Regions from separate parts of the Homo sapiens genome. Here regions 1 and 2 are each linked to region 3. A link is a loop called in an ENCODE intact Hi-C map of the cell type or tissue named here. Cell type or tissue: GM12878. All regions are shown on one strand. Region 1 overlaps RTTN (rotatin). Region 2 overlaps RTTN (rotatin). Region 3 holds the start of CD226 (CD226 molecule).

Region 1 (8,000 bases), 110 kb before region 3:
CAGCTATTAGAAAGAGGGGGCTGGGCACAGCAGCTCACACCAATAATCCTAGAACTTTTGGAGGCTGAGGTGGGAGATACTTTTCACGATAGTGAGACTGTATCTCTACAAAATATAAAATAAATTAGCCAGGCATGGTGGCACACACCTGTGGTCTCAGCTACTCAGGAGGCTGAGGTGGGAGGAGCACTTGAGCCCAGGCTTTGAGGCTTCAGTGAGCCATGATTGCACCAGACTCCAGCCTGGGCAACAGTGAGACCATTTCTCCAAAAACGAAAAAAAAAAAAAAAAAAAGAGGGGAGGATATCTTCAAACAGATATGGACCAAATTTTAGGAAATATTGTCAAGTGAAGAAAGAAGCACAATGATAAAGAGTATTTATAGTTTATGATATTTACAGTTTTCTACTTTTGCATATGAAAGAAGGGGAAATTTAAAATACGTGTATCTATTTGTGTAGAAAGAAAACAGGAAGGAACAGCTGGAAATGAATGAGATTAATTATGAGAATGGGTGGGAGTTAGTTAGGAAATAAGAGAGGATGGGAACAGTGTAGAAGAGATTGAGGGGTGGGATAGTGACCCTTCTCTGCATGTATCTTCTTGTATAGGTTGACTTTTATAACCATGTATGTTTTACTTGCTGAAAAAAATAAAATCAACAAAAATGGGAAACAATAACATGGAATACAAACCAATTAATCCAGCTACATTTCACATGAATAGCATTGAAGTGAGAGAGGAAGTAACCCCAGTAACTCTCAGACATATTTTTAGGACTTTAGTCCTCAGACTATTGGCAAAATGAACTGTAACCAAGCATTGAACTCTAGTTACTAGTTTTATTTTTTGCAGTATTATTAGTTAGAAATTCTGAAACTACTTATTGTGTTCATAAGGCAAGGCAAATAAGTAAATATATTGTAGACAATGAAAGCCAGAATTTTTACTTTCACATAACGGAAATTACAAATATGGAAGGGAAGGAAGATGTTTAATGTTGGATTATATTTGGAGTGTTGGATTATATTTGGAGCTTTCAGTATGAATCAATTATTTTGTTTTTTAAGAGATGAGGTCTCATTCTGTCATCCAGGCTGGAGGACAGTGCTGTGATCATAGTTCACTGCAGTTGCCACCTCCTGGGCTCAAGCGATCCTCCCACCTCATCCCGAGTAGCCAGGATTAAAGGAATGTGCCGCCATGCCTGGTTCATTTTTAAATCTTTTTGTAGAGATAGGTTTCTGTATGTTGCTCAGGCTGATCTTGAACTCCTTGCCTAAAGTGATCCTCCTACCCCAGCCTCACAAAATTCTGGAATTACAGGCAAATTAATGATTTTTAATTCGTAGATAAAATATGTTTATGTGCCCAGGGGTATGTATGTGCATGCATACGTATATACACACACGTTTTCTAGCTTAGAAACAATGACACTCTAAATAGCAATGTATACATTTAGTGCCCAAATCTTGCTTTCCAAACTCCATTCTCCACTTTAGGGAATCGACACTTTGGAACAAATATCCAATTTTAGAGCTTGGACGAGGAAAGAACAAGATGAACCTGGAACATCTTGCTGTGCCAGAAAGTAAGGGAATGCTCAAAGGTTAATGGAGGTGTTCACTAATGTAGGGTGCAGGTACCTTATTACTGTTCTAAAGTCTAAAAGTATTTTGGAGAAAAGGGAGCTCTCATACAGTGTTGTTGGGAACCACTGTGGAGAACAGTATGCAGGTTCCTCAAAAACTAAAAATAGAACCTACCCTCTGATCCAGCAATCCAGCTGCTGAGTATATATCTAAAAGAAAAAAAAAGTATATCGACGAGATAGCTGCACTCCCATGTTGATTGCAACGCCATTCGTGATAGCCAAGATAGGGAATCAGTCTAAGTTCCGTCAGCAAATGAATGGATAAAGAAAATGAACCATATATGTACACAATGAAATATTACTCAGAGAAAAGAATGAAGTCCTGTCATTTGCAGCAACATGGATGGAACTGGAGGCCATTGTGTTAAATGAAATAAGCCAGGCACAGAAAGACAAATATTGCAACTCATATTTGGGAACTAAAAAAAAAAAAAGTTGAACTCATGAAAATAGAGAGTAGAATGAGGGTTACCAGAGGCTAAAGAGTGGAGAGCCAGAGATAAAGAAGGGATGGTTAGTGGGTACAAAATACAGTTAGGAGGAATAAGATCTAGTGTTCAGTAGCACAACAGGGTAACTATAGTTAACAATAATTTATTGTATAGTTCAAAATAACTAAAAGAATGGAGTTGGAATGTTCCCAACACAAAGAAATGGTAAATGTTTGAGGTGATGGATGTCCCAGTTACCTTGATTTGAGCATTGCACATAGTATGCCTGTATCAAAATATCATGTGTACCCCATAAATATGTACAATGATTATATATCCATAATTAAAAATTTAAAAATAATAAAAATAGTAAGATTTTACTCTGAAGAAAACCTAAAGATTATTTGAATTTGGACACACCTTTGGCCCCTCGAGTTTCAGAAAAAGGATTGTAAATCATCTTTTTGTTCTCAGTGTCTGAATACGTGGGGCATGAAGTCATGTTCTGCCCTTTCTGACCTGTCTCTTCTGCATACGACAATGTCCGTGTGTACACATCTACACATCTACATCCACACATGGTGGAAGGTGGAGGTCAGGAGTAGTAGGGGTAGCCTGACCCCTAACCTCAAGGTTAAGATGAGCCAAGAAGCTAAGGCAATTCCCCAACTATACATTATCATTTTCAGGAACTTTCCTATGATTATAAGAACTTTTGAGTATTGTACATAGCTGTAAGGTAAATAATAATTCTTATGTTTATTTTCAATAATAGGTCACCAGGAAAGTACATCACCACGGCCACCTCATGATTCATCTCTTTCTGCTCCCCTGCCCAAACTGTGTGTTTTTGTTACTCCATCTCTTCTTTCAGCAATGTGCAGCCTCTTGGACAACCTCTTGACGATTGCTCCCAGAGACACTGCAAAGGCTTTTCGACAAGCTCATCTCATAGAACTTCTCTGTAGGTAAGAGATAAATACTCCTAGAGAGGCATGTTAGTTGAGATAAATTTACACAAACTGTATTCATGACTTGATACAAGATTTCTTGTGACCTGGAAATACAGCTTTATTCTTTTTTAGGCTCATTGAACTCTAGGATTTTGCTTTTGCCAGAATTGTCTTGGTGGTTTTTATTTTACATCTATTAAAGCACTTGTATTAGTTTGTTATCTTGACTATTAAGGCCAAAGAAAAACTCCTGCTTTCTAAAATTCATGGATTCTAAACCTTATTTATCCTCCAGCACACTTAAGGAATATGGTGCTATCCCCTGTTCTTAATGGATGTGAGGGACTTTGGGAATTCATCTTTTTAGTGGTCATATCAGAATAATGTCCCTGGGTTGAAAAATTATTGGTTAAATTCATTTGGAGTTATTTTGTTAAGGGAAATTAAACTTTTCATCAAAAAGTATTCTGATAAAATTTAGGGAAATTAAATTCAAAGAAAAATTATTTGAATTTTTATTACTTATTTGATATTAATCAGTCTGTAACATAATTTTTCTGAATTTCTAGGAAGGTATAGTAGAAAAGGACTAGATATTGAATTCAGGTTGACCTAAGGTCTAATTATAGTTCATTCACTCAGTAGCTTGCAGCCTTGGGAAATTACTCCCTACTGTGTCATTAACACCTATTTAATGGGGTTAGTGTGAGAATTAAAAGTGATGGTATCTAGGATACCCCCTTAAGTATTACTTCTCTTTTCTTCTGGTGTTCAGTTTATTCTAGCCAACCATACCCACCTCCTTTTGACCACATGTTTATTTGCATTTCTCTGTCTCTCTGTCCCTTTACCTTTGAACATACACCATCTGAAATGTCTTGCATCTTCTTGCCAAATCATAGTGTCTTCTCTTTCTTTCTGGGATATTAAGAAAACTCTAGAAAATATAAACTCTAAAAGAAGTATTCCTTGTTTCACCTCATTCAATTGTAATTATTCCTTTAACATGTATGATACGCAATGGAGTATGAGTTTGTTCTGGCTTTAATATTTATTGATCATTTTTTTACTGTACCTACTCGGATTGGAAAAGTAACTGCTAGTCAGTTGGCTTTCCTTCCTGGATGCTCCTGCCTGAAGATGACCAAAATAGAGCTCTAGGGATAGGATCTTCTTTGCTTCTTACGAGTCAGCTAAGAGTCTGATGTGGCATTGAGGCCACAGGGGCATTAAAAGACCTTTTATGGCAAAGGCTTATCATATTTCCGTACCTGTTTTTCATTTTTGACTTTAAAAAAATCCTACTTGTTTTACTTTATTTTTATTTTTTTATTTTTATTTATTTTGAGACGGAGTTTCACTCTTATTGCCCAGGCTGGAATGCAGTGGCGCGATCTCGGCTCACTGCAACCTCCGCCTCCTGGGTTCAAGCGATTCTCCTGTCTCAACCTCCTGAGTAGCTGGGATTACAGGCATCTGCCACTACACCCAGCTAATTTTTGGTACCTTTAGTAGAGACGGGGTTTCACCATGTTCACCAGGCTGGTCTTGAACTCCTGACCCCAGGTGATCCACCCACCTTGGCCTCCCAAAGTGCTGGGATTACAGGCGTGAGCCACCGCACCCGGCCTGTTTTACTTTATTTTGTTTTTTACTTTCTAAATATGAACAGTGTTCTTGCTATTTTAGCCAGTATTTTTGCTATTTTATTAGGAAAATAACCACCAAGTTTCCTGTTACTCATGGGCTGTATTATATTTTATTCTGCTTTTAATTAGGTTTCCTTAGATATTTTCTTCACAGCTCTTTGCTTCTCACTTTTCTCTGACAAGATATTTTCCTGTTTGAAGGTAACCCAGGATACAATTTGAAATTCTTTGAGATATCTTTTTATAAACATTTTCTTTGCTTATAAAGATCCTTTCTCTTGAATTGTATTCGAGTTACCTTTAAACTTCAAATTCTGATTTCTTAATCTTTAATAAAAAGTATACTAATCTTCTGAAGGATTTTCTTTTTCTGATCGTCACAGCATTGCAGATGCTACCCTCATACAGACATGTGTCCAGGAACTCAGAGCCCTGCTGCCTTCATCACCTCCAGCTGAACACACTCAGGCTCAGGTAAGCATCTCAAGTCTGTTTGTGGGTTTGTTTACGTTAGGTGTCAAAAATAAAAATCTTGCTGAGGAGATACTAGTCATAGGAAAAGGATGAAAACCTCTCAAAATATACATGGTATGATGAGATTATTCGAAATACGTTACTTGAAATTTTAATATGGGACATGTCTGGATGTTAGAAAAGAGAGGTGGGGTTTGAAGACCTAGATTCTATTCTTGACTCCATCATTAACCAGCTTTAAATGTATGATCAAGTGTCTGGATATCTTGGAGCACCACTTTAATAATAAAGAGGGACATTGGTATAGTTCACTTCCTGCTTCTGTGATTTTAGGCTATCTCTGTTATTTACACCAAAGTTAAAGTTGTTAAAATATTTGGTGGCTAAGTTATGTGTATTTTCAAAACCCAATTTGATAAAAATGATTTATTCTTGTTCCTTCACAGATATTTAGTTTTAAATTCTTGCCTATAGCTAGAATCTATTTATAAAACATGCTTAACAATTATTCATGTAGCTGTTGCTAACAGAAATTTTATTTCAAAATCAAATTTTAAGAAGGGCTACAAGATTTATTTAGGAGGTGATGAATTAAAGGTGAAGTAGACCAATATCTCTTGCTTTGAGATGTGTTCTTTGAGCTGAATAAGACAGACCCCATTACAAAGTTTGGGAATGCTACACGCATGGTCTTTGAAGCTGTTGTCCTGGTGCAGTGTTTTCACCTGAGCATGCCTATTGCATAATGACTGTCTCCTCCATTTTTCTGCTCTCCATCCAGCAAATCTTTGTTGAGTACTTGCTGTGTGCCTGAATCTTCTCCAAGTGAATAAAACAAAGACCCTTCCCTCAAGTTGGGAGAATAGATAATTAGAAAATCCATATATGCCTGAAGATGATAGACATCTCAGAAGAAAAACTAAAGCAGGGGACAGGAAGTGATGTCAGAGTTGGAAGGGTAGGGCTATTCCACTTAGGATGATTAGGCAGTGTCGTGGGACCCAAAGTTAGTGAAGAAGCTAGTCCTATGGTCATTGCAAGACCCCTGAGGTTGGGGTATGCTTGGCCTATCCAAGAAACAGCAAGGAGGGTGGAGTCGCTGGAGCAGAATCTATGAGGGCAAGATGAGGCCAGAGGGGCACAGTCAGCTCCATGAAGTCAGGACCTTGCTGGCTGTTATGTTCCATTGTGTTCTGAGTGTCTGGCATAGGGCTTGTCTCATGACAGGTGCTCACTTGATACTTGTGGGATGAATGAATAATAGCAGTAGCAAACATTTATGGGCATTTGTTTTTGTTAATTCATGTAATCTTCACAAGAATCATGAAGTTATCATTAATGTCATTTTATAAAGGAAATGCCTGAGGCCCAGAGAGATGAGTGACTTGTCCAAGGTCTCTGACATAGATTCCAACCTATGCAGGTCAGTTCCAGGGCCCACATTCTTAACCACTGCACCAGCTGGCCTTATGTAGATTAAATGCTTCTGGGCTCTTGGTATTTATATAAGATCATTCACTCATTTCAGAAAATTCTTGAGCCTCTGCTTTACCAGATTCTGTTCTAGGTGCTAGTGATATATCCTTGAACAAAGCAGATGAGCATCTCTCCTCACGTAGAGTCTGTGCCATAAATGCAGGAGACAGACAGTGAACAAGTAAATAAAATGCATTGTATCAGATAGTCACAAATGGTATGGAAAAAAGCAATTGAGGATGGGTAAAAGGGTGTGTCAGAAAGGGGAGGGGCCTCCTGAAGGTGACACTTAAGCAGAAAGCTGGGGAGGTGAGGGAGCAGGCTGCGAGTGCCTGCGGCAGATGGGGTGGCCAGAGCCCTGCTGGTGGGGTGATACTCTGCTAAAGGTATGATGGATTAAAGTCTGTGGTCAGTTGGTTGGTATTTTTTTTTAAGAGGGCCATACATAGAAAAAGAGTTACTTTATCAACTACTCTTAAGATATGAATATTTTATTTAATCTTGAATGTGATCATATACAAAAGAATCTTTAGCAATTCAGCGTTTTCTCTATAACACTTCTTCTTGCCTCACCTGGCATGGTTTATCTATTTATGGTAATATTTCATACATCCAGAGGTCAGACTTGCTATAATTTCAGTAGTGTAGAGTATGAATGTAATATGAAGTCTCAAGACTTCACGGCAGTAAACAAATTAAATTTCACAAACTGAAGAGTTTGTGAAGCCTGGAGCCACCTACACTTTTATATAAAGTAAGTTGGCAGATTAGATAAAGGGAGGACGTATTCATCAGGAGAAGTAGGGCAGAACTATTTGTAAATAGTCTGAGACCATTGACCTCAGAGACACATACTCCACAAATTTACAACAGGCTCTCGACTCTTCATTACACTCTTACAACCCCAGAATAAGGTGAGAGGAAAAAAAGTGTGTGTGTGTGTGTGTATGTGTGTGTGTGTACAGAGAGAGAGAATGACTGATTTCAGAATATCTTTATAAAATTCACTTATATGTAACTGGCTCATTGCTTGAGGGTAGTGGACAAATGAGACATCACAGCTCATTCTTTAATTGTTACATATTCAGAGGATTATTTTTCTGAAAAGTACTTTTGCCAGTTAATACTTAACAATATTAGCATCAGGCAAATTCCAGAGATGGTTTTGTTGGTAATATTGAAGATGATTTAATTTTTTCTTTTATAATTAATAATAGTAATTTTATGCTGAGGGCAAAAATAGAACATATTTGCATTTTATTTGTAGCAATAACTAGGCTAGCTTCCCCCCACCCCTGCTTATGCACTTTGAAGGGTGTTTTTGTAATCTTTCTTTCTTTACAAAATTATAGACTTTATGGCT
Region 2 (8,000 bases), 86 kb before region 3:
ATTATCATTATATAATGATCTTCTTTGTCTGTCCTTACAGTTTTTGTTTTGACATCTATTTTGTCTAAGTATAGCTACTCCCAATTTTTTTTTTGTTTTCATTGGCATGGAATGTCTTTTTCCATCCCTTTATTTTCAGTCTGTATATATTTTTATTGGTGAAATATGTTTCTTGTAGGCAACAGATAAGTGGGCATTGTTTTTTCATCCCTTCAGCCACTGTGTGTGTTTTTATTGTAGAGTTTAGTCCATAGTCCATTTACATTGAATGTTGTTATTGACAAGTAGGGACTGCCTTCTGCCGTTTTGTTATTTGTTTTCTAATTGTTTTGTGATCTCATTCTTTAATTCCTTCTGTCTTTCTTTTAGTGAAGATGATTTTCTTTGGTGGTATGTTAATTTCTTCTTAGTTTTTGTGTCTCCATTTGTATCCTTTTTGGTAAAAGGTTACCATGATGAGGCTTGCAAATACCTTCTTATAGCCCATTATTTTAAACTAATGACAGCTTAGTACTGATGGCATGAACAAGCACACATGCAAAAGAAAACTAATAAAAACTCTACACTTTAACTTTATCTCCCCTGCTTTTTAACTTTTAGTTGTTTCTCTTTATGTCTTATTGTACTGTCTTTGTCTTAAAAAGTTGCTGTAGTTATTATTTTCGATTGGTTCATAATTTAGACTCTCTACTTAAGATAAGAGTAGTTTACACAACACCATTACAGTGTTACAATAGTCTCTGTTTTTCTGCGTGCTTACTATTACCAGTGAGTTTTGTAACATCAGATGATTTCTTCTTGCTCACGAACATCCTTTTATTTCAGATTGAAGAACTCACTTTACTATTTCTTGTAGGACAGGTCTAGTGTTGTTGAAATCCTTCAGCTTTTGTTTGTCTAAGGTTTTTATTTCTCTTCATACTTGAAGGATAGTTTCATCGTATGTACTATTCTAGGGTAAAGTTTTTTTGTTGTTTTTCTTTTTTTTTTTCCCTGCAGCACTTGAAATATGTCATGCCACTCTCTCGTGACCTGTAACATTTCCAGATATATTGGAGGTCCATTGTATGTTGTTTCTTTTCTCTTGCTGCTTTTAGGATCTTTTCTTTATCCTTGACCTTTAGGAGTTTGATTATGAAATATCTTAAATGTCTTCTTTGGGTTAAATCTGCTTGGTGGTCTCTAACCTTCTTGTACTTGAATATTGATCTTTCTCTAAGTTTTGTAAGTTCTCTGATATTATCCCTTTGAATAAACTTTCTACCACTATCTCTTTGTCTTAAATTTGCCCTTTCGAGGCTATTTTTTAGGTTTTATAGGCATGCTTCATTCTTCTTTATTCTCATTTTTCTTTTATCTCCTTCCCCTGACTCTGTGTTTTCAAATAGCTTGCCTTCAAGTTTACTAATTCTTTCTTTTACTTGGTCAGCTCTACTAATATGAGACTGATGTATTTGTCAGTATGCCAATTGAATTTTTAAACTCCAGAATTTCTGTTTCATTCTTCTTAATTATTTAAATCTCTCTGTTAAATTTATCTGATAAAATTCTGAATTCCTTCTCTTATTTTGAATTTCTTTTGAGCTCCCCTACCACAGCAATTTTGAATTCTCTGTTTGAAAGTTCACATATCTCTTGTTTCTCCACGCTTGGTCTCTGATGCCTTATTTTAGTTCATTTGGTGGGGTCATTTTTTCCTGGATGATCTTGATGCTTTTAGATGTTCGTCAATATCTGGACATTGAAGAGTTAGGTATTTGTTTTAGTCTTTGCAGTCTGGGCTTGTTTGTGTGTGTCCTCCTTGAGGAGGCTTCCCAGGCATTCCAAGGGAATTGGACCTTAAGCCCAATAACACTTCGTTTCTTGCAGACTTGTAGAGGTACTGCCTTGGTGGTCTTGGATAAGATCTGGAAGAATTCTCCAGATTACCAGGCAAAGACTCTTGTTCTTTTACCTTACTTTCTCCCAAACAAACAGAGTCTCTCTCTATATACTGAGCAGCCTGGAACTGGGGATGTGGTGATATTAGCATCCCTGTGGCTACCACCACTGGAACTGCACTGGATTAGTCCTGATGTCAACACAACACTGGGTTTCTCTCAAGCCCACTGCAGTCGCTACCTGCTTACCTGTGTTCACTCAAGGCCCTAGGACTTCATAATCAGTAGGTGACAAAGCCAGCCAGGTTTCTGTCCTTCCCTTCAGAGCAGTAAGTTCCCCCAGACCCTGAGCAGGTCCAGAGATGCTATCTGTGAGCCAGGGATTAGAGTCAAAAACCTTAGAATTTTACCTGATGTTCTATTCTAATGTGACTAACCTGGCACTCAAACCACAATACTGGGTCCTTTCTGCTCTTCTCTCCCCTTTCCACAGGAAAAGGAGACTCTCCTTTTGGCCACCAATACCACGGTCCCATGGGAGTTCTACCACGCTGCTGCCAATGTTCACTTAGAGCCCAAGGGCACTTCTGTCATTCTGTGACGAATGTTGCCAGACCTGGGGCTCACCCTTCAGGACAATCAGTTCCCCTCTGGCCCAGAGATGGTCCAGAAATACTGTCCAAGAGGCTCGGCCTGGATTCAGGGAGCCCAAGAGCCTACTTGTTGCTCTACCCACTGTGGCTGAGCTGATACCTAAGATGCAAGACAAAGTCCCCTTTACTTTCCCCTCTGCTTTTCTCAAACAAAAGGAGTCTTTTGTTGTAGCCACCACAGCTGCGAATGTGCTGGGTCATACCTAAAGTCAGCACGTCCCAGAGCCCAAGGCCTGTGGTGTACTATCTGGATATTGCTGCTGGTTATTCAGGGCCTGAGGGCTCTTTAGTCAGCAAGTAATGAATCCTGCCAGGACTGGTTTCTTCCCTTCAAGGCAGTGGGTTCCCTTGGCCCACATTTTGTCTATTTTGTCATCCAGGAATGGGCCTGGAATGGAGGTCTCACAACTCTGCCCAGTGCCCTGTTCTATTGTGACTGAGCTGGTATCTAAGATGCAAGACAAAGTCTTGTTTACTCTCTTCCTCAAGTAGAAGGAAGGAGTCACTTTTGTTGCTGCGAGCCGCACTGCCTGGGATTGAGGGAGAAATGGTGTAAGGCCTCCCTTAGCTGCCCTGGCTGTTGTCTCCCTGTGTCACATGCCACCATAGTCCAGTGGCTCTAAGCCCAGCCTAATACTAGGAGTTGCCTAGGAATTGCAGGCCTTGTGTCCAAGACTGCCTTTCAAGTTTACCTAGGACCCCAGAGCACTGGCTTTACGGTGGCAAGGCTTGCCAAGAAACTCCACTTCTGACTGCTGGTTTGGGCAGTTGATCTAAATGATCTCTCCATGCATGGGTGTTGGCTGAGCCCAGCACAGCTTTGCTCTCCACTGTGACAGAGCAGCACTGAATTCAGTGTGAAGTCCCCCAGTCGCTGCTCTCTCCCTCCTCCAAGTGTGCAAGTTAGCTCGCCATACCAGGCAGCTGCTGCTGATAGATAGGGGAGGGGTGGTGATTCAAGACTATATCTCCGACACTTTTCAGTTCCTCTTTTAGCCGTACACATTAAAACCAGGTACTGTGATTGCTCACCTGATTTTTGGTTCTCGTGACGGTGCTTTTCTGTGTGCATATAGTTGTTAAAATTTGGTGTTCCTGTTGGGGGAGGACAGACAGTATAGGCTTCTATTCTGCCACCTTGCTGCACTCACCCAGCCGATTCTTTTTTAACTGTTAGGTTCGGGGTACATGTGTAGGTTTGTTATATAGGTAAACTTGTATCATGGGGGTTTGGTGTATAGATTATTTCATCACCCAGGTACTAAGCCTGGTACCCAATAGTTATTTTTTCTGATCCTCTCCCTCCTGCTACCCTTCACCCACTGGTAGGCCCCATTGTCTATTGTTCCCCTCTTTGTGTCCCGGTGCTCTCATCATTTAGCTCCTACTTATAAGTGAGAACAAGCAGTATTTGGTTTTCTGTTCCTGCATTGTTTCCTAAGGATCATGGCCTCGAGCTCCAACCATGTTCATGCAGAGGACATGATCTCACTCTTTTTTATGGCTGCATAGTATTCCATGGTGTATATGTGCCACATTTTCTTTATCCAGTTTTCCATTGATGGGCATTTAAGTTGATTCCATGTCTTTACCATTGCAGATAGTGCTGCAGTGAACATTTGTATTCATGTGTCTTTATGATAGAATGATTTATATTCCTTTGGGTGTATACCCTGTAATGAGATTATAGGGTTGAATTGCAGTCCTTTTTTTAGCTTGTTGAGGAATCACCACACTGCCTTCCCAATGGTTGAACTAATTTGCACTCCCACTGTGTATAAGCATTCCCTTTTCTCCACAACCTCATCAGCGTGTGTTATTTTTTGACTTCTTAGTAGCCATTCTGACTGGTGTGAGATGGTATCTTACTGTGGCTTTGATTTGCATTTCTCTAATGATCAGTGATGTTGAGCTTTTTTTCATGTGCTTGTTGGCAATGTGTATGTCTTCTTTTGAGAAGTGTCTGTTTGTGTCCTTTGCCCACTTCTTAATGGGGTTGTTTTTTTCTTGTAAATTTAAGTTCCTTGTAGTTGCTGGATATTAGACCTTTGTCTGATGCATAGTTTGCAGATATTTTCTCCCATTCTGTAGGTTGTCTGTTTACTCTGTTGATAGTTTCTTTTGCTGTGCAGACACGCTTTAGTTTAATTAGATTTCATTTGTCAATTTTTGCTTTTGTTGCAGTTGCTTTTCACATTTTCATCATGAAATCTCTGCCACTTTCTGTGTCCAGAATGGTATTGCCTAGGTTGTCTTCCAGCGTTTTAATAGTTTTGGGGTTTATATTTAAGTCTTTAATCCATCTTCAGTTTATTTCTGTATATATGTAAGGAAGGGGTCCAGTTTCAATGTATGTATATAATTAGTCAGTTATCCCAGCACCATTTATCGAACAGGGAGTTCTTTCCCCATTGTTTGTTTTTGTCAGGTTTGTCTAAGGTCAGATGGTTCTAGGTGTACACCCTTATTTCTAGGCTCTGTATTCTGTTCCATCGGTCTATGTGTTTATTTTTTATACCATTACCATGCTTTGGTTACTGTAGCCCTGTAGTATAGTTTGAAGTCAAGTAGCTTGATGCCTCCAGCTTTTTTCTTTTTGCTTAGAATTGCCTTGGCGATTTGGGCTCTTTTTTGGTTCCATATGAATTTTAAAAGTTTTTTCTAGTTCTATGAAGAATGTGATTGGTGGTTCGATAGGGATAGTATTGAATCTACAAATTGCTTTGGGCAGTATGGCCATTTTAGCAATGTTGATTCTTCCTAGCCATGTTCATGGAATGTTTTTCCATTCATTCGTGTCACCACTGATTTCTTTCAGCAGTGTTTTGTATTTCTCCTTGTAGAGATCTTTCACCTCCCTGGTTAGCTGTATTCCTAGGTATTGCATTTTGTTTTATTTTATTTTGTTTTGTTTTGGTGGCAGTTGTGAATGGGATTGCATTCCTGATTTGCCTCTCGGCTTGATTGTTGGTATATAGGAATGTTAGTGACTTTTGCACATTGATTTTGTATCCTGAGACTTTGCTAAAATTGTTTATCAGCTTAAGGAGCTTTTGGGCTGAGACGATGGGGTTTTCTAGATATAGGATCATGTCATCTGCAAACAGGGATAATTTGACTTCCTCTCTTCCTATTTGGATGCCCTTTATTTCCTTCTCTTGCCTGATTGCCCTGGCCAGAACTTCCAGTACCGTGTTGAATAGGAATGGTGAAAGAGGGCATCCTTGTCTTGTGCCAGTTTTCAAGGGGATTGCTTCTAGCTTTTGCCCATTCAGTATGATGTAGACAGCAGGTTTGTCATAGATGGCTCTCGTTATTTTAATATATGTTACTTCAATACCTAATTTGTTAGGAGTTTTTAATATGAAAAGATGTTGAATTTTACTGAAAGCCTCTGTTGAGATAATCGTGTTATTTTTGTTTCTAGTTCTGTTTATGTGATGAATCATGTTTATTTGTTTGCACGTATGTTGAACCAACCTTGCATCCTAGGGATAAAGCCTTCTTGTTCGTAGTGGATTAGCTTTTTGATGTGCTGCTGGATTCAGTTTGCTAGTATGTTGTTGAGGGTTTTTGCATTGCTGTTCATCAAGGATATTGACCCTTTTTTTTGTTGTTGTGTCTCTGCCAGTTTTGGGTCAGGATGATGCTAGCCTCATAGAATGAATTGAGGAGGAGTTCCTACTTCTCATTTTTTTGGGGAACAGTGTCTGTAAGAATGGTATCAGCTCTTCTTTATAGATCTGGTAGAATTTGGCTGTCAATCCATCTGATCCATGGCTTTTATGGTGTGCAGGCTATTTATTTCTGATTCCATTTTAGAGCTCATTGTTGGTCTGTTCAGGGATTCAGTTTCTTCCTGGTTCAGTCTTGGGAGGATATATGTGGCCAGGAATTCATCCACTTCTAGATTTTTAGTTTGTGTGCATAGAAGTGTTTATAATCGTCTCTGATGTTTATTTCTCTGGGGTCAGTGGTAATATCCCCTTTGTCATTTCTCATTATGTTTATTTGGATCTTTTCTCGTTTCTTCATTAATCTAGCCTAGTGGTCCATATATTTTATTATTTTTTTCAAAAAACTGGCTCCTCACTTCATTGGTCTTTTGAATGGTTTTTCATGTCTCAGTCTCCTTTAGCTCTGATTCTGATTATTTCTTGTGTTCTACTAGCTTTGGGGTTGGTTTGCTCTTTCTTCTCTAGTTCTTTTAGTTGTGATGTTAGGTGCAAACTTGAGATCTTCCTAACTTTTCAATATGGGCATTTAGCGCTCAAAATTTTCCTGTTAACACTGCCTTAGCTGTGTCCCAGAGATTCTGGTATGTTATCATTGTTCTCATTAGTTTCAAAGAACTTACTGATTTCTGCCTTAATTTCATTATTTGCCCAAAAGTTATTCAGGAGCAGGATGCTTAATTTCAATGTAAATGAATGGTTTTGTGCAATTTTCTTTGTATTGAATTCTGTTTTTATTGTGCTGTGGTCTGAGAGTGTGGATGGTATATGTATTAGACCATTCTTACATTGCTGTAAAGAAATACCTGACACGGAGTAATTTATAAAGAAAAGAGGTTTAATTGGCTCATGGTTCCACAGGCTGTAAGGAAGCATAGTGCTGGCATCTACTCAGCTTCTGGGAAGGCCTCAGGAAACTTTCAATTATGGCAGAAGGGGGAGCGAGGCATCTCACATGGTGGGAGCAGGAGGAAGAGAGAGGGGCAAGATGCCACACACTTTTAAACAACCAGATCTCACGAGAACTCTGTTACAGGAACAGAACCAAAGGGACGGTGCTAAACCATTCATGAAGGATCTACCCCAATGATCCAGTTCCCAACATTGGGGACTACAGTTGAACATGAGATTTGGGTGGGGACACAGATCCAAACCATATCAGTACAATTTTGATTTTTTTGAATTTGCGGAAATTTGTTTTGTGTCTGATTGTGTGGTTGATTTTAGAGTATGTGCCATGTGGCAATGAGAAGAATGTATACTCTGTTGTATTCTGGTGGGGAGTTCTGTAGATGTCTATCAGATCCATTTGGTCCAGTGTTGAGTTCAGGTCTTGAATATCTTTGTTAATTTTTTGCCTGGATTATCTGTCTAATACTGTCAATGGGGTGTTGAAGTCTCCCACGTTACCCTATGGGAGTCTAAATCTCTTTGAAGATCTCTTAAGAACTTGCTTTATGAATCTGGATGTTTCTGTGTTTAGTGCATATATATTTAGGATAGCTAGGTTGCCTTGTTGAATTGAGTCCTTTACTATTTGTAATGCCCTTCTTTGTCTTTTTTATCTTTGTTGGTTTAAAGTCTATTTTGTCTGAAATTAGAATTGCAATCCCTGCTTTTTTCTGTTTTTCATTGCTTGGTAGCCTTTTTCCATCCCTTTATTTTGAGCCTATGTGTGTCATTGCATGAGATGGGTGAGTGCCTGCAGGCAAGGCGGCATGAAGGAGGCTGCA
Region 3 (8,000 bases):
ATTCACATAACATTGTTCACCTAAGATTTAGTCAACATAAGATTAAACTTTTTTTTTTTTTTTTTGAAACGGAGTCTTGCTCTGTTGACCTGGCTGGAGTGCAGTGGCACAATCTCAGCTCACTGCAACCTCCACCTCCTGGGTTCAAGCGATTCTCCTGTCTCAGCCTCCCAAGTAGCTGGGATTACAGTTGCGCACCACCACGCACAGCTAATTTTTGTATTTTTAGTAGAGTCGGGGTTTCACCATGTTGGCCAGGCTGGTTTTGAATTCCTGACCTCAAGCAATCCACCTGCCTTGGCCTCCCAAAGTACTGGGATTACAGGTGTGAGCCACCACACCAGGTCAAGATTAAATATTTTAAAATATACAGTTCAGTGGTATTTAGTACATCCACAGTGTTCTGTGATGACCGCTTTTATCAGATTCCAAAACATTTTCATCATTTTAAAGAAAACCCCATACCTTAAACAGTCACTCCCTATTCCCTCCTTCCAACAGTCAATCAATTGGCAAATCACCAATCTGCTTTCCATCTCCATGGATTTAACTATCTGGATATTTCATATAAATGGATTCTTACAAAATGTGGCCTTTTGTTTCTGCATTCTTTGACTTAGCATAATGTTATCAAGGCTTATTCATGTTGTAGCATGCATTAGCCCTTCATTCCTTTTTATGGCTGAGTAATATTCCATTGTATGGATTTGATCACAATTTGTTCATTCATTCATTCACCTGTTGGCAGACGCTTGGATCGTTACCACCTTCTGGCTTTTGTGAATAATGCTGCTGTAAACATTGGTCTACAAATATTGGTTTGAGTATATTCTTTTGAGTATATACCTAGGAATAAAACTTCTGGGTCATACAGTAATCCTGTTGAACGTTTTGAAGAATCTCTAAACTGTTCTTCACAGCAGCTGCATCATTTTACATTTCTTTACAACGCTTGTGCAACAGTACACAAGGGTTCGAATTTCTCCACATTTTCCCTAACATATTAATTTTTCTCTTTTTGATTATGTCCATCCTAGTAGATATAAAGTGAGTTCTCATTGTGGTTCTTATTTGTGTTTCCTTATTGACTGATAATGTTGAGCATCTTTTGGAGAAAAATGTCTATTCAAGTACTTTGCCCATTTGAAAATTGGGTTGTTTCTTTTATGTTAAAGTGTGAGAGTTCCTTATATATTATGGATATTAGACCATAATCAGATAGATTATTTGCAAATATTTGCTTGCATTCTGTAGGGTGACTTTTCACTTTCTTGAAAATGTCCTTTGATGCACAAAAGTTTTTAATTTTAGTAAGTCCAATTTATTTTTTTCTTTTGTTGCCCATAGGTTTGCTGTCATGTCTAAGAATCCGTTGACAACTTCCAGGTCTTAAAAATTTACCCCTGTGCTTATTCTAAGATTTCTACAGTCTGAGGTCTTATATTTAGGTCAACCCATTTTGAGTTAATTTTTGTGTTTCACGGAGGTAGGGATCCAATTTCATGCTTTTGCATGTGGCTATCCAGTTGTCCCAGGACCATTTATTGAAGAAGCTATTCTTTCCCCACTCAGTGGGGTTGGCACCTTGTTGAATATCAATTGTTCATAGATGTATGGGCTTATTATTATTTTTATTTGTATAAATTCAAGGGGTACAAGGGCAGTTTTGTACAAGGGCAGTTTTATTATGTAGTGGTGAAGTCTGGACTTTTAATATAACCATCACCTGAATAATATATGTTGTACACATTAAGTAATTTCTATCCCTCACCCCTTTCTACTCTCCCATTCTTCCAAGTCTCCAGTGTCCATTATTGCATACTGTATGTCCATGGGTACACATTATTTTGCTCCCATTTATAAGTGAGAACATGTGGTTTTTGAGTTTCTGTGTCTGAGTTGTTTCATTTAATATAATGGCTTCCCGGTCTATCTATGTTGCTGCAAAAGACATGATTTCATTCTTTTTAGGGCTGTGTAGTATTCCATTGTGGATATATACCACAGTTTCTTTATCTAACCCTTCATTGATGGGCACTTAGGTTGATTCCATATCTTGGTTATTGTGAATAGTGCTGCAATAAACATATAAGGGCAGGTATATTTTTAATATAATGATTTCTTTTCCTTTGGGTAGATACCCTGTAGTGAGACTGCCGGATCTAATGGTAATTCTATTTTTAGTTCTTTGAGGAACTGCCATACTATTTTCCATAGACGTTGTACTAATTTACATTCCCATGAACAGTGTATAAATGTTCTCTTTCCTCCACATCCTACCTAACATCTGTTTTGATCATCATTTCAATTTCCTTGGTCTATTTGTCTATGTATATGCCAATACCCACACTGTTTTGATTACTGTAGCTGTGTACTACAGTTTTGAAATGGGAAATGTTAGTCTTTCAGCTTTTTCTTCTTTTTTAATACCATTTTGGCTATTCAGGACCCCTTGCAATTCTATGTAATATGTTCAGACTTCAGAGTTGGTGGATTCAGTAGCTCAGTAATGCCATCTGAGCCCCACATTCATTCTGTCTCTCTCTACCACCCTGTTTGTCCTCAGGCTGATTTCCTTCAATATGGCTGCCTGTGGTAACCAGGACAGCATTCTTGTTCATGCATAATGAGAGGAGATAAAGATAGAAACAAGGATGGAGAGAAGAGAAATTGTTCACATTCCATGCTGTTTTTCTGGCATGGAATGTGAATAACTTCCTTCACTCTGATGGGCCAACTCAGGCCATAGTTGGCTTCTCTGACCCCTCAAATCAATCATAGTTTTCAGGCTGGGCATGGTGGATCATGCCCGTACTCCCAACACTTTAGGAGGCCAACATGTACAAGTGCAAAATTACATGAGTCCAGAAGCTCCAAGCAAGCCTTGGCAATGTAGCAAGACCCTGTCTCCAAAAAAAAAATAATTTTAAAAAATTAGCTGAGTGTGGTGGCTCAGCTGGGTCCCAGCTACCCAGGAGGCTGAAGTGGGAGGGTCACTTGAGACCAGGAGTTTGAGATCAGCCTGGACAACATAGCACGTCCCCACCTCTACACACACACACACACACACACACACACACACACACACACACAAAATCATAGTTTTCAGTACAATAGCTTCTATTTGTCATAATATCTCTGTGGCGTGTGGAAAGGGGTGGATACTCAAACTCAGGTACAGTACTGCTAGGAGTGAGGAAAGTGAAATGGGTGATGGTCAGTTATCTTTCTAATAATTGAAATCTGATTATATCATTCTGGTGCTTAACAATCTCCAATCGCTCTTAGAATTGTACCAGGAAGTATATAAGGCAAATGTACTCCCACCCCACTCATCTCTACATCTTTCTGTTTCCATCTCCCCTCAATGTATCCAGCTACAATGATTGAAAAACTTCCACAAAGTCTCTGACTTTGTGCACCTGCTCTCCTATCCACCTGGACTGCTCGTTCACACACCTGGCCACACCCTGCATGTGGCCACAGCCTCCTGCTTCTGCAGATTCCAGAACACACTTCACTGCCCGAGAGCCTTTCCCGACCACCAACCTGACACAGCCTCTGCTTGGCTGCAGCCCCAGCCATTCTCTCCCATGCCTGTGTGTGTTGCTTCCTTTTCATAACGTGACATGCACTTCATAACTGTGCATTTATTTGTATGTTCGTCTGATGTCTGTCTTTCCAACTAGACTGGGGGCATGAAAAAGTTTTTCTGTAAAAGAGCAGGTGGTATGTTAGACTTTGGCCGTACACTCTGTTTTGAGATCACGCCAGATGCAGTATGTGTGTGAGAGAGAGAGAGAGACAGAGTGTGTGAGAGTGTGTGCAAATGTGTGTGAGCATGTGTAAACGCATGCATGTGTGCGTGCATGTGAGTGTATGCATGTACGAGTGTGTTTGAGAGTACGTGCAGATGCATGTGATTGTGTGAGATTGTGTGTGCATATGTGAGCATGTGTGAGAACATGTATAAGTGCATGCGTGTGTGCATGTGTGTGAGTGCATGTATACGTGTTTGAGAGTATGTGTGCACCTGCATGTGATTGTGTGTGTGAGAGAGTGTGAGAAACAAAGTGTGAATGTGTGCATATGTGAGTGTGAGAGCATGTGTAAGTGCATGCGTGTGTGTGGATGTGTGTTTGAGAGTATATGTGCACATGCATGTGATTGAGATAGAGTGAGACAGTGTGCATATGTGAGTGATAACGTGTAAGTGCATGAGTGTGAGTGTGCGTGGATGTGAGAGTATGTGTGCACATGCATGTGATTGTGTGTCTGAGACTGTGAGCATGTGTGTGTGGGTGCATGTGTATGTGGGTGCATGTTGTGTGTGTGAATGTGTGTTAGAGCATGTGTGGGTGCATATGTGAGACTGCATGTGTGTGTGAGTGCATGCATGTTTGGGAGACAGCATGTGTGGGTTCATGCATTTGAGCACGTGAGTGTGTCAGTGTGTGCATGTATCCGTGTGTGTGTGTGTGTGTGAAGGGACACAGGCCTGAGACAGAAGATATGAATGCAGGAGGAGTACTTAGGGGGACCCTGTCCTCAGGACCTCAGGAATTCTCTGGACTTGGTTTAGCCCGGCATTTGTAGTTTGATTTTTGCTGGTGCCTGTCAGGGGAAAATCTTGTCATTAGGACATAATAGGACATAATAGATGAAATTAATTTTTCCAATTCTGATGGAGGTCTTCCATGTCCTTGCCACTCCAGTTTGTTCTGTACAGTGACCAAGATTATCTTTCCAAAACGCGAAGTTGTGTGCACCGCTTTCTCCATCAGCTCCTCGGCGGCTCCATGTTCCTCTCAGGAATGTGTTAACGTCACAGGCGTTACTGAGAGCCTGCTTTGCCTGAGGAATTGTGCTGGGTGCTGGAGTTACAGAAGTTAGCATGACGCCGCGGTTTCTGATTGCTACGTTTCAGTTCCTTTATGTGTGTCACTCAGGTCACTTTTCAGTCCAGACTCAGTCTCATTTTCGGTCACTTCCCCACCCACTAGACTGTAGTCACACCATTTCCTGAAACACCCGCATTGTCACGCCTCTGTTTTCCCCCCACTTTTTCTATAAAACCTTTTCCACAATCTATTAGAATGATTTGTTCTCTCTGGCTTTCATAAAACTTAGCAAATGACTTGTATAGAGATGATCATGTTTTGCTACAATAAATTGCTTTTAAAATTAATATGACCCACTATATTATGCATAACCTGAGAGCAGAGATGTGTCCTCTTTATGATTGTATTTCCAAGGGACTAAGCAGAGGACCCAGCATAACTCAGTACAATTTGGAGGAATTGTTGGGTTGACTTATTTACAAAACAGAGATAACAGATGCCTCTTTTGACTACATCACAAAACAACTAGAGGCACAAATAATATCATAGATGTGAAAACTTTTAGAAAATATAATGCCATATAAACACAAGGTGACACCATGCTTGATTATATGTACACATTACAATTTTGTTCTGATTATCATTGCATTGTTGATTTTATGTTCCCTGAGAAAGTTCCCACATTAGATATTCATGCTGAGTAGTCGACACTTGCTGATACACTTTGAGACTGAGTCACAAACAAAGTTCAGGGTCGGCATTAGATAAAATTGTCTTCAGTGGTTTCTGCTCCTACTTTTCCCAATTTTTACTCATCTTCTATTTTGACAGTCTTACCAGGGTCAAATGCATTTATACAATTCCTCTTTTTGTAGGGGTATACTTTTTATACTAACATGCTGATATGTTCCTAACAAGTTCTTAAGAATTGGAACTTGTACCTAACAAGTTCTTAAGAATTGGAACTTGTATTTTATAAGAGAAAGAAGAGAGCAATGATGAACCTGAAAAATGAATCCTGTTTTGATATTGTACTATAATTATGTAAGATATGACCCCTGACAGAACCTGGGGACAGGGACCTGTCTGTACTCTCTTTGTGACTTACTGTGACTCTATAATTATTTCAAAATCAGAAGTTAAATCTCTCATAATGGTAGATCTGCATATGCCCTGGGCCAGCATACTTTTGTATCTGATGGGCTTTTGATCTGTTTTTTGGTCCTCATCAAAGCAAATGTCTGAGATCAGCAAGGAGGAAGAGGTGAAAGGAAGGCCACAGGATGGGCTGTCAGCGCTGGGCGTAGGCTCCCTCCGCCCACTTCAGCCTCTGCCTCATCTTATGCTCTCAGTGAGGACTTCTCTGCTCCATGCATGCACCACCTTTCACTTATTATTTATATTTTTACATCTTTATTTTAGTTTCTGCCTCCTCCACATAGAATGTAAGTTCTATCATGGCAATATTTTTTTTTTTTTGTATTATTGTATCCTCATTGCCTACAGCTGAGTTAGGCACAGAGAATGCATGCAGCACATGTTTGTTGAATGAATGACTCCTTGTAGAAAATGAAAGCCCGAAAATAAGCCGACTGGTTCCCCGAGAGAGAAGAAACTCAAATCTGCCCATCCTCATAAAGGAGCAAACCTGTCTTTTAAGCTAAGGCCTTTTTCCTGTGTTCATACTTCAGAAAAAGAAGACACGACTGATAACATCTGAGAGGAAGGAAACTGCATTGTGCTGGGGATCTGCATGTCACATTATAAAAAGCAATTTTTTTTTTTAATAGAACCAGCCTTTCAAACAGTTTCCAGAGATGGATTATCCTACTTTACTTTTGGCTCTTCTTCATGTATACAGAGGTAAAGATGATCTTTATATTTTCATTTAAAAGTTTTGCTCCTGTTTTTGTTTGTACAGTGTGGCATATTCAGAATTTACAGTGCTCTTTAGTTGGCTAGGATAATTTCTCACTTGTTCAGAAAAACTAAAAGTTACATTTTCCAATTATCAGCAGGACGCCTTTTTAGACAAAGGCAGAAACTGTCAGCCTTTACTGTGATCTCAATGCACTAGGTCTTCAAAAGCTTAAGATATTGATTTGGTGTTTCCATCATCAAGGCTAACAATTAATGTGATGTTGTATATTTCAGCTCTATGTGAAGAGGTGCTTTGGCATACATCAGTTCCCTTTGCCGAGAACATGTCTCTAGAATGTGTGTATCCATCAATGGGCATCTTAACACAGGTGGAGTGGTTCAAGATCGGGACCCAGCAGGATTCCATAGCCATTTTCAGCCCTACTCATGGCATGGTCATAAGGAAGCCCTATGCTGAGAGGGTTTACTTTTTGAATTCAACGATGGCTTCCAATAACATGACTCTTTTCTTTCGGAATGCCTCTGAAGATGATGTTGGCTACTATTCCTGCTCTCTTTACACTTACCCACAGGGAACTTGGCAGAAGGTGATACAGGTGGTTCAGTCAGGTAAGGGCAAGTTTTTTTTTTTTTTAAATCCCTTTTTATCCACTTACAACATTTATTTCTATAAAGCCCAAGTAGAAGCTATAGAATGTCTTCTCGTATTTCTGTGGCATTCTCCAATTCCATTTCTAGATGCTTTGATGTTACTGCTTTGAAGGAGCAATCTTGGGAGTCTGTTTCATTTTTCTGACTGTGCTGTTGTGTCCGAGTAGAAGTGCCTTTCAAATTTGAATGTAGTAGAAGAAAGCACAGGTTTTTTGTTGTCTTAATGATAACCTGAGCCTTGATTAAACTGATGTTGGCAACACATGGGTTCAGGATCCTTTCAGGGTTTTATCACAGTGACATAGCACCATTCCCTTCTGCTGGACACTCCAGCACCCACATCAACCCCTGTGTGTTCAAGGTTCTTCCTACAGTACCAAATCTAAGTTTGTTTTCTTTCTTTCTTTTTCTCTTTCTTTCTTTCTCTCTCTCTCTTTCTTTCTTTTCTTTCCTTTCTTTCCTGTCTTTCTTTCTTCTTCCTTCTTTTTTTTTTTTTTTTTTTTTTTTTTTTGATGGAGTCTTGCTCTGTCACCAGGCTGGAGTACAGTAGCATGATCTTGGCTCACTGCAACCTCCAGCTCCTGGGCTCAAGCGATTCTCCTACCTCAGCCCCGCAAGTAGCTGGGA

Evidence for each region. Peaks named below come from ENCODE experiments on the same cell type or tissue, not always from the same donor. Only the 100,000 strongest peaks of a DNase experiment are listed, where the experiment ranks them.
Region 1: it touches region 3 in a loop (4-fold over the local background); 2 of 110 quality-filtered maps call a loop at or near these places.
Region 2: it touches region 3 in a loop (2.3-fold over the local background); 2 of 110 quality-filtered maps call a loop at or near these places.

What each region holds. Positions count from the first base shown.
Region 1 is chr18:70,054,903-70,062,902 of GRCh38, reverse strand. It overlaps RTTN (rotatin), which reads left to right. Exons shown (of 49, transcript NM_173630.4): 36 at 2,861-3,053; 37 at 5,071-5,161. Among named protein-coding and RNA genes, the nearest start is that of CD226, 110 kb to the right of the region's middle. In GM12878, no CTCF peak of the experiment used is centred here; a DNase peak (open chromatin) is centred at 3,802; H3K27ac peaks cover 391 bases.
Region 2 is chr18:70,032,399-70,040,398 of GRCh38, reverse strand. The region is part of intron 40 of RTTN (rotatin); the gene reads left to right. Among named protein-coding and RNA genes, the nearest start is that of CD226, 89 kb to the right of the region's middle. RefSeq lists an enhancer at 3,094-3,503. In GM12878, no CTCF peak of the experiment used is centred here; a DNase peak (open chromatin) is centred at 3,528; H3K27ac peaks cover 1,428 bases.
Region 3 is chr18:69,946,065-69,954,064 of GRCh38, reverse strand. CD226 (CD226 molecule) reads left to right here and starts at 6,192. Exons shown (of 6, transcript NM_001303618.2): 1 at 6,192-6,704; 2 at 6,996-7,331. The coding sequence starts at 6,659. RefSeq lists an enhancer at 7,873-7,922. In GM12878, no CTCF peak of the experiment used is centred here; a DNase peak (open chromatin) is centred at 4,964; H3K4me3 peaks cover 2,696 bases; H3K27ac peaks cover 5,128 bases.